2 separate regions of the Mus musculus genome follow, and region 2 is linked to region 1. A link is a contact called in ENCODE Hi-C or POLR2A ChIA-PET data. All regions are on one chromosome and are shown on one strand. The core of a region is the stretch at or near the end of the contact, and the rest is flanking DNA. Distances in the headings are between cores, read along the strand shown.

What was found. Hi-C counts contacts between places; a loop is a spot of excess contacts on that map. ChIA-PET counts read pairs that join two places held with the same protein, here RNA polymerase II (POLR2A).
Region 2: POLR2A ChIA-PET joins it to region 1 with 15 read pairs in Patski. The contact joins the enhancer-like site here to the promoter of Pfdn5 in region 1. A Hi-C loop is called at or near these places in 3 of 37 maps with a recorded cell type or tissue (Patski, T-helper 1 cell and T-helper 17 cell). POLR2A ChIA-PET finds 5 or more read pairs at or near these places in 4 of 5 experiments (Patski and embryonic stem cell).

Annotation. Positions count from the first base shown.
Region 1 is chr15:102,324,581-102,327,397 of GRCm38, forward strand. It overlaps Pfdn5 (prefoldin 5), which reads left to right and starts at 1,536. Exons shown (of 6, transcript NM_027044.3): 1 at 1,536-1,680; 2 at 1,853-1,955; 3 at 2,238-2,269. The coding sequence starts at 1,609.
Region 2 is chr15:102,375,614-102,378,811 of GRCm38, forward strand. No RefSeq gene overlaps it. Among named protein-coding and RNA genes, the nearest start is that of Sp7, 11 kb to the left of the region's middle. Within about 2 kb of position 1,363, at least 3 of the 3 ENCODE cell types and tissues checked have a DNase peak (open chromatin) inside an H3K27ac peak, as active enhancers do.

The sequences.
Region 1 (2,817 bases), core at 286-2,785:
GTCCAAAAACAAAATGTACAGAGTGAGAGGCAAACATCCCTATGAGGTAAAGGCCAGCTGAGTCTTTACTTTTGAGTTTCAGCTAGCCAGTGCTACAAAACAATACCCTGGCAGTTAAAGTGTTCACACTGGAGAAAGGAAAGGTAGTGATAGGGCTATGCTGATGTTTTTAATCCTTCCACTGCCTTTGAATCCTGGATGATTTTAGAAACCATTGCCCTTCCCACCAAGGCTGCTACACTTTGGCAATGGCAGCAGCAGATTCAATGGGGTTTGCTACTCATATGGTTTGTTGCAACAACTACACCTTTAAAAGTTTCTGGGAGGGGGGGGGGTGCTGGTGAGATGGCTCAGTGGGTAAGAGCACTGACTGCTCTTCCGAAGGTCCAAAGTTCAAATCCCAGCAACCACCCATAATGAGATCTGATGCCCTCTTCTGGTGCGTCTGAAGACAGCTACAGTGTACTTCCATGTAATAAATAAATAAATAAATAAATAAATAAAAGTGTGTGTGCACCACCAATATCTGGCTGATATTGTTAAAAAAAAAAAAAAAAGTTGCTGGGAAGCACACAGACCCTTCCTATCCAACACACAATGGTGGGGCTAGACAGACACTCAGCAGTTATGAGCACTAGGTTGCTCTTTCAAAGGACCTAGGTTTGGTTTGCCTGCATATATACTGAGACATAAAAATAAATGTAGTTGGTTGGCAGTTGTTCCTTTTTGGCACTTGCACTTTATCCTTTAAAGCGCGTTAGTGGTACTGTCAGAACACAGGTTCCCTGCTGTCCTGTCGCGGGCTTGTCCCAACAACGCGCAGTAGCTTATACCGCTTTACAATCTTGTGGTTGTGTCGTGAGTCCGAGAGTTTCGAGTCCCTTGAAGGCCCAAGCCATGTTTGCTAACTAATTTTATAACTACCTTCCTCTACTACCCATTCTGTATTTCCTTCACCTTCAGCCAGCACCTCAGCAGGTCTTGGCTCTTTTCCTGGAGGATTGACCCATACCTTCATTCCTGATGGGTCTGTGTCCTTTGTCATCCTGCTTGGATTAGGCTGTTGTAGTTTCCCATTGACTTTAATCACAGGACATGGTAGTACTAAGAGACGCCCTAAGGGATCTCCTACACTCCAGACATAATCTTGCTTACCACCATTGTGAAGAGGTAATCCAATTTCCCCATGGTAATCTGGATCTATCACCCCTCCTAACACTGTTATTCCATTTTTAGCCTGTTGGTTTAAGGGCATTAGAAGCCCAAAATGACCAAGGGGAAGTCTGAGCTTCCAGTTCAATGGAATGTTTGTTGTAGCTCCTGGTAGGAGCACTCCCCTCTCTGGAGCCAAAACTTCTAGGCCAGCAGAACCTAGAGTTATGGGGACAGGAAGCCAAAATTACCGTGCTAGCTTTAGTGTACTCTGAGAAAAGAAAAACTTGCGTTCTCTAATTAAGCTTGAGATCCGAAAAGCGGGTCCGAAACACAGGATCATAGAGACGACGGGCGCAGAGCGTATCCCCTGGCGGCACCACGGAGGTAACGCGGAGGGCGGCTAGAGCGTCACTCGCCCAGGCGGCTTCCTCTTCGGCAGTCCTCCTTCCCAACATGGCGCAGTCGATTAACATCACGGAGCTGAATCTGCCACAACTGGAAATGCTCAAGAACCAGCTGGACCAGGTGAGGACCTGTCCCAGCACCTTCCTCGCGCTTCATATCCTCCGACCGACCGCCCGCCCGGTCGGGGAGGCTTCCTTTCCCAGGGAAACCCCTATCCGGTCCCGGGTCCCGCCCCCTCAGCCTGGGCCCCGCTTTCTTGAGCTGACCCCTTGTTTTTTCCCGGCTTCTGTAGGAAGTGGAGTTTTTGTCCACGTCCATTGCTCAGCTCAAGGTGGTCCAGACCAAGTACGTGGAAGCCAAGGACTGTCTGAACGTGCTGAACAAGAGCAACGAGGGTATGGGCTAGGCGGGTGAGGGCGCCTGGGGATGCCGGCTTCTCCTTCGCTTTTTCCTAGTTCCAGTTTTCGTTAAAGAAAACTGTTTGTTACTTAGTGTGTGTGTAGCCACAGGAGCCCCCGCATGTTGCCTACAGAAAACTAAAATGTACAAGACATTTCCTCAGTTGCTGTGTTCTTTTCACTGTCTGTGAACACTGAGCCCTGTTGGGAGCTTCCCCTAACGTCTTCGCGTGGGAGCCGCTAGCCTTCCCCAGCTGTTTGTCTTTATTACTTTCACAGGAAAAGAATTACTGGTCCCACTGACGAGTTCTGTATCCTTTCCACGGGAAATGCTACCTTACATTCTTCCACAGTCTTTCCCAAAAGCGGGGAGAGTTTTGATTTTAAGAACAGTCGAACACTTAACGTAGCTCACTTGTCTAACGTTGCACCAGTGTCCATGTAATACTTTGTATCAGAGTTCGGTGAAGAATTGAAATGTTGTGTTTCTCTTTGTTTAGAGATGTCAATATGGAGACAAAGCTGGCATTTGGCTAAAGCCAGTAGAAAAAATGTTAGGATATTGAAATTGGGAACTTGCCTCTTTTTTCAATTTCACCTTAATTGCCGCTCATCTCTAATAGTGAAAGGTAGATTGTTTCCTCCTGTTGAAATGACCTGTTGTCATTTCCACCAGGAAATGACAGTCGAAAGAGAAACCTAAGAATAGCAAAGTGGTGAAGACTGTTTTAAGTAACAATAGAGCCGGCAAGGTGACGACGCAGAGCGTAAAACCCACACATACACACTGAGCTAACTTTCTGATACTAATGGGGTGGAAGGAGAAGACCAACTCCCAGAAGTTGTCCTCCGACCTTCG
Region 2 (3,198 bases), core at 113-2,612, 51 kb after region 1:
TAAAGATACCTGCCATCGTGCCAGGGGACCTGAATTCTATCCCTGTGACCTACAAGGTAAAAGGATAGCACTGACTCCTGACCTCCACCACATATGCATTGTGACACACACACACATACACACACACACACACACACACACACACTCAAAAGCAATTTGGTTTATTTGGTTTTTTGAGAAAGGGTTTCACTGTGAGCCCTGGCTGTCCTGGAACTCACTCTGTAGACCAGGTTGGCTTCAAACTCACAGAGATCTTCCTGCCTCTGCCTTTGAGCTCTGGGGCTAAAGGTATGGGCCACTACGGCCTGGCTAATTTTTTAAAACCCACAAAAATTAGAAATGTATGCTGGACCACCCACTCGATGCTAGACATCAATCACAGGGTCTCACACAAACTACATAAGCGCTCTACCACTAAACTACACCTATAACTACCACTGGACTACACCTATAATATAACTAAACTACACCTATAACTACTACCAGACTACACTTATAACTACTACCAGACTACACTTATAACTACCACTGGACTACACCTCTATCCCTTAACTATAAACAGTATCCACCGCTTAGTACTTGCTTCATACATGATACGTGTTAGTTCATCACAGGTTGCTGGAGGACAAAACTGGAGATGAGGATGGCAATTGGTGTCATCACACCAAGCCAGAGGTCAAAGTGTACGGGGTGGAAAGGAGAGCCAGCCTCACAGGAAAAATGAGCAGGCATGCAGGTTTTAAAGTTCAGTGCTGAGAATAGCTCTGGATAGTCAGTGGCTCTGCTCAGCATTGAGGAAGGGGCCAGTGCAGTATCTGAGCGTTTTCTCTCAGCATTCTAGCAGGAAGCCCCTGAATGGCTGGGGTGCCTCTAAAGAACTATTTTCCTACCCTTTGACACTCGCCCCTGCTTCTCCCATTCCGTCCTTTTCTCCTCTACTTAGAAACTTTCCCCGCTGCCCTTGTCAATGAGAGTCCGCCATCGCGCCCATCTCCACCCTCCTCCTCCATCTCAGTCAGACATCCCTCCCCTCCCCTGCATTTCAAAGCATCAAAGCACTGTTCGACTTTTTCCAAGAGGAGGCTCGAAGCAAGGCGTACAGTGAAAGTATAAGCCTCCAGCTAAAGCTGAGAAACAGAGCGGGCAGAGGGACAATGAACATAGTGAGGTCTGGGCTGGGGCATCTCCACCGCTTACGCTGGCCACCTGGGACCTCTTGCATGCCTCAGTGTCCCGGTGCTGCTGGCAGGCAAGGGGCGGGCCGGCTGGGGGCGGGGCGGGGCGCAGGCGGGGCCGGCCGGGCCAGGCGCCCGGGCAGGAGGCAGCTGCATATCTGCGGTCCCGACCACAATTGCTGGGAGTCGCGTCCCGGAGACTGGCGGCGCTGACTCTGCCCGCTGCGGCCGCCGCGCCGATTAGAGCCCGAGAGGGAGCGCCAACCCCGGGGAGGGGGGCGATGGCGGGGAAGCGCTGGTGCCCCTTGGCCTCCATCCTAGCCAACACCCCCAATGCCAAGTCGGGTCTTTCTCTGCCTCCCTTATAAACTTAGCCTCCCAGCCTTGGCTTTCTCCAAACTGGATCTAAAGCTAGTGCTTTGGGACCCTGCAACAACCTGAGGAAGTTGACATCCTGTTGACCTTTCCCTCTTCCCCAGCACCCAAAAAAGAGGACTCAGAACCTCAGGATAAGCGTTCTCGGGCAAAAGCAGATCGAAGAAGGAGCCTGAGACGCCAGAGGACAAGCATTCCGAGGCCAGAGCACCCCCTGCTGGCTGGCTCTGAGTCCCTGCCCCTCCCCCTCCAGCTGTGACCTCCAGCTGTGGTGGTTGGGAAGAGCTGGCTTCTTTGATCTAGAAGCGTGGCCACCCCCTCCAGGCGCCCCATTAACCTCCATTATCCCAATTAGGCATCCCTCCCAGTCCTGGACATGAGCTTCAAAGCCCCTTCAATGCGGAGAGGAGAGGGGCTGACTCTTTAGCCCCTCACCAAGCCAAGTCATTTTCAGGCAATACCCAGGTATCCTGGTCCCAGCTGGCATTCATGGTAGGTAATAGAACTATAAAAAGGATTCGAGAGAATAAAAAGGGAAAGGGACCCTATTTTCCAAGTTCCCAGTTTTGCATTAAATGATTGAGGTGGTAGCATCCAGGATCCTGGCTGACCTGAGATTCCCATCAACTTATTCAGCTTTATCCCATCCAGAGAGGAGCCAAGAGCCACCCTCCTCCATCCTTAATCCTATCGCAACACTCCCTCCCCTCCTCCTTCCTGTAACAATTTCCGCTGGGGGAGCCCAAGCCGGGTTCAGCACAGTGGCCGCTTCCTGGAACATTTTCCTGTATCCGAAACCGCGGCTCCCTCCCCAGGGACCCACTGATCAAGGCCAGATGGGAGCAGGGATGGGGGTGGAAGCAAAGGAGCCAGGCTCTCCCCATCACCCCCCTCCCAACACATTTGCACACCACAGGGAGCCCCTGCCCTGACACACAGACTGACATAGGCACACACCACATGCCACAGTCATACACTCATGGGCATTCGTGGCGACACAGGAACCACAGGCTGAGTCTTAGAAAGTCAACACACCCACAGATATCACCACATGCTATCTCCACCCCACCCCATCCCCGTCTAACTTCTTGGTCCTTTTTTGCTTCGTGAGGAGACTTTAGAGATCCAAAAATAACGGGATACCACCCTAGGAAGGTATTAGATTGCTTCTCTGAGGGCACCTCCTAGCTGGTTCCATTATAGAAATGCAGGGTATCCATCCACTAAGTTTATATATGACAGCCAAAATCAAAGAGAGCAAAGAGGAGCAGTTCTCTGATTCCTGAGGAAGAACAAACATTAGGCTGACTCTCAAGGACAGGCAGGAAATCAAGAAACCTCCCTGGTGACAGGCCTCTCTTCCTCCCTCTTTGCTGGTCCTCTGATATTTATTTACAAGGTTTCACTATGTAGCCCCTGGCCAACTCACAGAGATTGGCCTGCCTCTACTTCCTGGGTGCTGATATTAAAGGTGTGGAACTGGGGCTAAGATTTAAGAGCGCTGGCTGCTTCTTTCAGAGGACTCAAATTCAACTCCCAGCACACACATGGCAGTCTGTAACTCCAGTTCTAGGGAATCCGACACCCTCACACAGACATTCATGAAGGCAAAACGCTGATGCACATAAAATAAAAATAAATTATAAAA